2 separate regions of the Homo sapiens genome follow, and region 2 is linked to region 1. A link is a contact called in ENCODE Hi-C data. All regions are on one chromosome and are shown on one strand. Each heading gives the region's core, a stretch centred on a gene start or an enhancer-like site at or near the end of the contact. The rest is flanking DNA. Distances are from core to core; before and after follow the strand shown.

Region 1 (4,587 bases), core at 794-3,293:
CAAGGGCTCCACACTGTGTATCCCCGCTTCATGGATGGGAACACCCAGGTGGAGGCCCCGGGCTTTGCCGGTAGGAGCTGGGGTTTGAACCCAGTGATATGCTCTCTGGAGGACAGGCACCACCCTTAAGAGGATGGTGACTCCTGGTTTCTGGTGGACATCCTGAGCTGGGGCATCAGCTGTGACGGCCCCCACAAACGAGGTGTCCACCCCTGGTCTCTGCAGATGAAGCCTGGATGGAGTATGGATCCAGGCGTCTCCCTGTGGAGACGGCCCCTCCTGTACCTACACACCCCTTGACTTCTGCGTGGCCTGCTGGGCTACCTGAGAACTTCCTGGCCCCCACTGTCCACACTCTTCCTTCGCTCTCCCTCCACAGAAGCACAGGATTTAAAGTTGCCAGTTCTATGTAGGTAAAGACACTGGGATTAATTAATTGGAGACAGAGTCTCACTCTGTCGCCAGGCGATGTGCAGTGGCGCGATCTCGGCGCACTGCAACCTGCGCCTCCGGGTTCAAGCAATCCTCCTGGCTCAGCCTCTCGAGCAGCTGGGACCACAGGCGTGCGCCACCGTGCCCACCTAATTTTGTTTGTATTTTTAGTACAGACAGGGTTTCACCTTGTTGGCCAAGCTGGTCTTGAACTTCTGGGCTCAAGTGATCCACCCCCTTCAGCCTCCCAAAGTGCTGGGATTACAGGCGTGAGCCACCGCCCCCAGCCAGACACTGCGACTGAGAAAGAAATTTTAGCCTGGCCAAGAGCTCTTCCCAGCAATTACCTGTCCAATGCCTCATGACTCACGTCATGAAGAAGAGACAGGTTCTGCAGGGACTGCGATGCTGAGGACCCTGGGAGCGGGGGTAGGGGCTGCAGTGAACCGCAGTGAAGGAAGTCACACGAGGGAAGGGACTTTGGAGGACTCCCCAGGGAGGAGCCACATTCCACAAGTCAAAAGTAGCAATAACTAGAATTACAGCTTAGAAAACACAAATGCAGCGCTAAGACTTGCCGAGGTTCTACGCAGTTCAAAAACTGTTCCTCTCCCATCTACAACAGGAGGAAACTGGGCTTTGATGAGGTTAACGGCCCATGGCCACAGTCAGCAGCGGAGCCCAGGGCTGCTCCTTCGCCTCTCTAGATGCCGAGGCAAAAATCGCACCTCCACCTTCCACCCCTCTCTCAACAGCCCTCAAAGCGCAGCTCGGAGGACTGCAGGGCGGTTTGGCGTCCAGGGCCACCCTCTGGCTCATCTCTCCAACGCCGCCTCCGACACCCGCCCAGCACGACCCAGCCTGGGGTGTCTCTGCAAGGGAGAGGTCAAGTGGGGGGCCCTCACTCTCATGTAAATGTAACTTGGGGCGATGCAGGATAGTGTCCAGCATTCAGGAAACAGGGCCTTGGTGGAAAGAGCGGCCAGCCAGGAGAATCAAGTCTCTAGGCCTTTTCAGAGCCGAAATGCAGCCAAGCAGGAAGGCGGACAGGCGCCCAGGGCTCCTGGGGCAAGGAGCTGCCCCTTCCCTCCTCCTGCGAAGAGCGGTCGCCAACCGCTCCCGTGCCTCCTCTTCTAGCCCAAGGAGTTCGCCCGGGCCATCCCTAAGCCCAACAGCAGCCCCCAGGGCTCTTCACAGGTCATAAGCCCCTCTGAGCGGCGACAGTCCTCGCATCCAGCCCGGGTCAGGGAGCGGGGGTGACTGTCCCCAGCACGGCGGCCAGAAGACCCCAAATGCGGAGCCTGCCCAAGATGGCGGCCACGACTACGCCGCGACAAGACGGCCCCGAGCTCGGTGTGCCCGAGCTTGGAGCCCGCCGGACCGCACCAACACGGGGACCTCCCCTCTGCCAGTCCCAAGACGGCGCCACCGCCTCCAAAGGCCATGCCCGCCGTCGGGATGGCGGCCGCACGCCCCTCGATACCGCCCGCTTCCAGATCACTTAAAATGGCGGCGGCTGCGGGGCGGCACGGGGCGGGGCTGCGCCGGGGGAAGGGACGCGGCGCGGGGCATGCTGGGCCACGCGCGGGCTGCCGGGAACGGGGCGGAGCGCGGCTGCGCCGGCGCGTCGAGGGGAGAGGCAGCAGCCGCGATGGTGAGCGGGCGTGGGGGAGGGGCGGCCGGGCCGGGCCGGGGGCGGCGGGGGGCGGCTGGGCCGCGCGGGGGGCCCGGGCTTCGTGCTCACGCCGGCCCGCCGCCCCCAGGACGTGTTCCTCATGATCCGGCGCCACAAGACCACCATCTTCACGGACGCCAAGGAGTCCAGCACGGTGTTCGAACTGAAGCGCATCGTCGAGGGCATCCTCAAGCGGCCTCCTGACGAGCAGCGGCTGTACAAGGTGGGTCCCGCGGGCGGGCCGAGGGGAGCGGGTACCCGGCGCCGGGCACGGGGCTGACGCCTACGCTGTCCGCGATGTAAACAGTAGCGGCCGGCGACGCCTGCGGGCGCCCGAGCCGCGGGACTGGGACATCCGTTGTGCGGGTGAAGCGCGAGCTGCGCTCGCCGCGGGGATCTCCGGTCCGGGGGCGATGTTTAGACCTCGTGCCGGGCCCCGGGCGCCGAGGGCACCGTGGCATGCAACCCCTGCAACGGTATCGCCCGCGCCGTGCAGTTGACGAAATTGAGGTTCGGCTTGGTCGCTTAACCAGCCAAAGGTCATTGGCAGCGCCAGGGTTCGAACCACGACCCCTTAATCCCCACCCTTCTTCGCAGGCCCATCGGAATCACGCTGTCCCCCCGGACACTCCTTCGGGTGGAGGGTGGGGAACTCAGTGAATGCAAAGAAAGTCAGGTCCCACTCGTTCTTCACCAAGCAACCGTTTGTTATTACCTCCCGACCTCCTGCTGATGTCCTAGAAGCCCCCCTTTCCCCTTGCAAACGAACTGAGATTATTCAGTCAGAATGGCTTGGGGTTTGGGGTCTGCATTGGGGAGTCAGATGCATCAGCCTCTGATTTACGTCTCCCAACATTGTGAGGTTGTCGCCCAAGTGCATTGTTCAGATTCTAGAGCTGGAAACTGGGAAACTGACTTTTAGCTCCAGGCTCAGAGCCTCAGCTCCCATGGTCTCTAAAGGCCTTTCCTCACTCATAACTACTGGGACTTAGCAAATATTAAATGACCGTGCCTGTGCATGTCCCGTGTGCCACATGTCTACTTAGTGCTTTATGTTTCTTCCTAGCTCATTGAAACCCTCTGGTGGCCCTACGAATTGAGAATTCTGGTAATTCCTAGTTTACAGATGAGGAAACTTTGCATCAAAAGGCTCAACTACCAGCCAGCCGTGGTGGCATGGTCCTGTAGTCCCAGCTACTCTGAAGGCTGAGGCAGGAGAATTGCTTGAGCCCAGGAGTTCCAAGCTGGAGGGGGCTATGATAGCGCTTATGTTGGGTCTGTGCCACTGCATGCCTGGGCAACATAGCGAGACCCTGTCTCTAAAATAAAAAAATGTTCAAATGCCTAGTCCAGGGTGACAGAGCTGGGATTGAAAGCCAGGTCTGCCTATCTCCAGATAGCTCAGTGGCTCCTCAAATTAGATTTGCCTGGAGAATTTGGATAAAACCGGATTCTAAAGTCCCACCCTGGGAGGTTTTGATTTAGAAGTTCTTGGATATAACCCTGGAATCTGTGTATTTGTCAAGCAGCGTGGTGGTCCTGGGCCACACTGAGGGAACTCTCTCTTCCCTCCTCTGACTTCCCGTGTAGTTGCTGGTCAGAAGTCTTTGGGACTTGCCCCATGTAGGGCCTCTCCCAAGATCCTGCTTCTCTCCTCAGGATGACCAACTCTTGGATGATGGCAAGACACTGGGCGAGTGTGGCTTCACCAGTCAAACAGCACGGCCACAGGCCCCAGCCACAGTGGGGCTGGCCTTCCGGGCAGGTGAGAGGCCCACCACCCACTGGGCTGGGTGGTAGCCAAGCAGGTTGGGAACACTGTTCCAAAGAAGGTCATCAGGGAGCCTGGAGTTGAAGCCTTCAGGGCAGTGTCTTCCTCGTGCCTAAAGGGCTGGCAATATCCTTTCACAATGTGTTTGTTTCCTCATTTTTTTTTTTTTAAAAAAGAAGCAACCAAATGAGATGCTTACAGAAACCAAAGCTTATTTTGTGAAGCCAGCTCACATTTACAGGAGGCTGAGTGAGTGCCTGGCTCCGTGCTCTGCATGTTACTCTGTGTGTGGCTTCCACTGCCCTGTCTCATCCTCTCAGTAGCCCTGGGAAGTCCACATACCATCATCCGTGTTCTGCAGATGAGGACACAGGCTTACCAGCAGTCACGTAGGGAGCCACGGTTAGGATGCTGACTGCCGGGCCCTTGCTGGAGTCAGACATCATACCAGGCTCTATGCTATGTATCACCGAAACCCTCTGCATCTCTGTGTGGCTGAGATTTGGATTTTGCCAGTTTTCAGGTTCAGTAAAGTGAGCCTGGGGAGGTTAGGTCATCTGCTGGGACTGCCACATCTAGGATTCAGATCCAGAGCCTGGGCTTCCATCAGCCATACCCCACCCCTGCCCAAGCTTTAGAAACCTGGGGATTAGGGAGTGGTTTACTACTCGCCAAGATATCTTCTTCCACCCAAGAGAAAGGGAGGGGA
Region 2 (4,461 bases), core at 1,886-4,385, 360 kb before region 1:
CTGGCTCTATGCACACCCTTGTGTCCCCAGAGCCAGGCCTAGAGCAAAATGCAAATAAACATCAGCAGACCCTGCATGGAGCTAAAACCTCCTGTCTGGAACATTCGCACTTCAGCCCTATTGCTGCCTTCCAAAGCCACAAAAAATAAATCACATTTACTTTGGATCGCATCTTTCAGAAAGGCACCCATGGCACACTGTGCTTGTGTGCCTGCTCCTGGGGGCTCTGTGTCTCCCCTACCCTGTGAGCCTCTGGGAGACTTATCTCTGCAGGTTACCCACTTCTCTCGAGCTCAGATACCATCCAGGTGCCCCTGGATGTGGAAGGGCCCCTCACCTGTCGCCAGGCTTTCACTGGCTGCTTCTGTAGGTCCTCCACCAAGGCGACAGCCTCCTCACCGCTTCCCGGGTGCTGCTCACGCACCCAGCCCTGGATCTCCCCTGGCAGCACTGTCAGGAACTGCTCCAGCACCAGCAGCTCCAGGATCTGCTCCTTGGTACGCAGCTCGGGCCGCAGCCAGCGGCAGCAGAGCTCCCAGAGCTGGCTGAAGGCCTCATGAGGCCCATGCACATCCCCGTAGCAGAATTGCCGGAAGCGCTGGCGGCAGGCTTCGGAATCCCTGCCATCCTCATGCTGGGCAGATTCCTGTTCCCAGGAGGAATCTTCCACTTTCACAATCAGAAGCCCTTCTCCCTCCCCAGGGGCCTGGTCCTGGGCCTCCAAGGGGGCTGCCATTCCCCTGGCCTGAGGCTCAGGGTTGGTCGGCTTCAACCTGGGCCCCAGAACCTGTACTTTCAGTCTCCCAGAGGGATCCCCTGTGGTAGCTGGGCTGGCATCTGGATGTGTACTCCTGGGGAAAGAGCAAAATGGCAGGACTGAGGAGGAAGGATGTGGAATACACGAGCAAACCCCAGGCTGAAGAGCCATCCAGTCCCCATCCTTTCATGGCCCTGAAGCCTTTTCTAGGCTTTACTGTAATGCCTTGCTCATGTGACTGTCTCTCCTATTAACACAGGCCCACAAGCTCTCATCCCAAAGCCAGAAATCCAAAACCCGGGTGTTTCATAACTCTTTGACAGCAAAACCCAATGTCATTCATTTGGCAGCACCACCTGACCTGATATAAGCATATTTATAATCTCAATTTATTCCACTAAATGTAAATGTTCAAAATTATGGTGGAAATATTAATAACATATATCTTCAGTTTATAAAATTTCATTGAGCTATACCCACTCGTGTGTTTTTCTGTATTGCACATTATACATCAATTAAATATCTTTTTTTTTTTTTTTTACTGAGAGAGAGTCTCACTCTGTCGCCCAGGCTGGAGTGCAGTGGCGCAATCTCAGTTCACTGCAACCTCTGCCTGCCAGGTTCAAGCGATTCTCCTGCTTCAGCCTCCCAAGTAGCTGGGACTACAGGCACCAGCTACCACGTCCAGCTAATTTTTTGTATTTTTAGTAGAGACGAGGTTTCACCATGTTGGCCAGGATGGTCTCAAACTCCTGACCTTGTGATCCACCCGCCTCGGCCTCCTAAAGTGCTGGGATTACAGGCGTGAGCCACTGCGCCCGGCCTAATTAAAAAATTTTAACTGATATGTTTCATTATTTAGTGTTGCCCCAGATCCCTCTGGAGATGTGCTTGATATATCGTCTGTGCACTATATTATCTTTCTCAAATTTGAAAACCTCTGAATTCCAAAACACATCTGGCCCTGAGGTGTCACAGAAGGGCTTACAGACACCATCCAAAGCCATTTATCCACAGGTACATATAAATGTATGACACATTTATACCTTACATTGTTACTCTCTACTGAAAAGTGTATTATGCAATTTTCAGTAATCGATTTTTTGTTTCAACAATAAAAATACAAACTGGCCGGGCTTGGTGGCTTATGCCTGTAATCCCAGCATTTTGGGAGACAGACACAGGATGATTGCTTGAGGCCAGGGGTTCAAGACCCCTTTGGGAAGACAATGTGAGACGCCATCTGTACCAAAAAACAAAAAAAGCCAGGTGGGGCTCCTGTAGTCCCAGCTACTGGGGAGGCTGAGGAGGAAAGATTGCTTGAGTCCAGGAGTTTGAGGTTGCAATGAGCTATGATCGCACCACTGTACTCCAGCCTGGGCAACAGAGTGAGACCATCTCAAAAAAAAAAAAAAAAGAAAGAAAAGAAAAGTAAAAAGAAAATGAAAAAAATACAAACCATCTTAATAAAAAAGGGAAGATTCAAACAATATAGAAATCTGTAAAACTCTCCCTTCCTCAATACCATTGTACCCCCCGACTTAACAGTCTGACAAATGACGTCCCAGACCTTTTCCTGTGCTTTTACTAAAAAAGTCATCCATAGCGGGGAGAAAAGGTGCTTGATGTGTTTCTACATAAATGAGACCTTACTGCACAGACATTAGCGGCACTATGAGCTTCCGCGGTATGGATATGCTCTAGTTTCTTAATCAATACTCGAGTGATGCATTCGGGTTGTTTCCAATTCTTTAGTCCATCCTAAGCACTTTATTTATTCTGCTCCTCACAAGACCCCTGAAAGGTGCGCGCACCATTCTCATCCTCTGGTGACTTCGAAGAAGACTTTCCTCGAAGAGGGCCAGGACTCACCAGGGTCGCTCAGCAGGACACGGCAGGCGGGAAGGCGAGCCAGCCGGAGCCCCGCGCTGTCCACCGCAGCCTCGCCCGCGGGGCGAGCGGCGATCGTACAGGGGCGTCTGCCGGGGGACCAAGCTGGCAGAGCGGCGCGGGGGACCAGCACTTCCTAGCAGTGCGCGCGCCCTCCGGCCTCTGCCTCGGGGCGCTGATCCCGGCCACTCGGAGCCCGGTGCTTGATGTTGGAGCCAGGCGGCCAGAGGCCCCGTCCCCGCCCCGGCCCCCGCCCCCGCCCCCGCCCCCGAAACACACAACGCCCACTACGGCCCAGGAGATCCCACTTCCGCCGCGAGCTCCCGGCGCCGGAAGTCCTCGCGGGGCTCGCTGGGAAACTACGCTACGCAAGCATTCCCCAGCTCCCAGAAAGCCGTTCGTCCACTGAGCCCGCCTTCTCCATGACCGATGGCCAATGAACAGGAAGAATTCTCAGGCTGCCTATTAGAAGACAGAAACTCCATACGCGTCATACACCTGCACCCGGGAGGAAAGGCGAGGCTCTGCATCTAGATTTACCTCGTTCTCTTTTGTCTCCGCTTTTTTTTCACATTTCCTTGCGACCCTGGCCCTTGAGCGACAAAAAGGGGAAGCCAAGGCTGGCCCGAGGAACGGAGAGGGCACATGGCCTAGCCACAAGTGGAGCTTCTGCTCCGCCCGAAGGGATGCGCTGGAGCGGCCTCTTCCTTCTGCCACGGTCTTTCTTTGCCAACTAGTAGGTGAGGGCCGAAAGGCCGCGGGCCGTGGAGCTCGGGCCGGGGAGACTCTTTTCTAGCCTCTTGGGTCCCGCTCCTCCCAATTCCCTGGAGAGGCGTCGAGCTTGCTGGGAAGTGCCCTCGGGTAAGGGGCGCGGAGCCTCCTGCGGCGATCCTCTGTCTTCGGGTCGCCTTAGCAGGACGCGGCAAGCGGGACACTGACCTGGCCGGAGTCCCGCGTTCTCTCACCAGCTGCTTTGTCCACGAGTTGCTGCTGGGCGTCAGGGGTCCCACGGCCCGGAGGGATCTAGAGCAGGGGGGCTCGGGGTCCTTTCCATACCCTCGGATCCTCTCCCACTCTCTCCACGCCTCGACCCGGAGATGATTTCAGGCTCCAGATCTCTTTCATAAATGGAAAGAGTTTTTTTGGTTTGTTTTGTCTTAATTATGTAGGTGTTGCATGCTTGGAAGAGAAAATTTAGAAAATTAATTGGAAAACCATAAAGATAGCTTTCTCGTGATAGCCACAAGGCTTGCTCCCTCATTCTGCTCATATGTCACCCCCTCAAGGAGGCCTTCCCCAGCTCTGTAAACAACCTGTGCTCGGCGTTAACTTTTCTCCCTAATGTTTATCACTACCTGACATATACGTGTTTCCCACGACTCAACGATAAGTGTTCATGAGGGCAGACACTTTTTAATGCCCTATGACAAGCACCTAGAATTGTGCCTGGCACATGGTAGATGCTTAGTAAATATTTGTTTAATGAATGAAGGTAAAAAACATTTCTAATACGACCATCCAGGAATAAGTACTATTCATGTTTTAGTGTGTTCTTACAGTTTTACTGTTCAGACAGTTATATGCCTGTGAATATATATTATATATGTGTGTATATATATATATATATATATATATATATTTTTTTTTTTTTTTTGAGACAGAGTCTCGCTCTGTCACCCAGGCTGGACTGCAGTGGCGCGATCTTGGCTCACTGCAACCTCCGCCTCCTGGATTCAAGCGATTCTTCTGCCTCAGCCTCCCGAGTAGCTAGGATTACAGGCATGTGTCACCACGCCCGGCTAATTTTGTATTTT

What was found. A loop is a pair of places that touch in the nucleus more often than their neighbours do. Pooled maps may share reads with other maps.
Region 2: a loop to region 1 is called in a map of naive thymus-derived CD4-positive, alpha-beta T cell, with 7 times the contacts of the local background. The contact joins the promoter of ZNF213-AS1 here to the promoter of ELOB in region 1. A Hi-C loop is called at or near these places in 1 of 168 maps with a recorded cell type or tissue (naive thymus-derived CD4-positive, alpha-beta T cell) and 6 of 50 pooled maps.

Annotation. Positions count from the first base shown.
Region 1 is chr16:2,774,736-2,779,322 of GRCh38, reverse strand. ELOB (elongin B) reads left to right here and starts at 2,043. Exons shown (of 4, transcript NM_007108.4): 1 at 2,043-2,086; 2 at 2,196-2,330; 3 at 3,767-3,872. The coding sequence starts at 2,084. RefSeq lists enhancers at 1-130, 131-1,065, 1,713-1,852 and a silencer at 1,923-2,052.
Region 2 is chr16:3,133,556-3,138,016 of GRCh38, reverse strand. ZNF213-AS1 (ZNF213 antisense RNA 1) reads left to right here and starts at 3,135. Exons shown (of 6, transcript NR_110900.1): 1 at 3,135-3,387. ZNF213 (zinc finger protein 213) reads right to left here and starts at 2,988. Exons shown (of 6, transcript NM_004220.3): 1 at 2,630-2,988; 2 at 338-851. The coding sequence starts at 736. RefSeq lists a silencer at 2,698-2,927 and enhancers at 3,038-3,227, 3,238-3,407.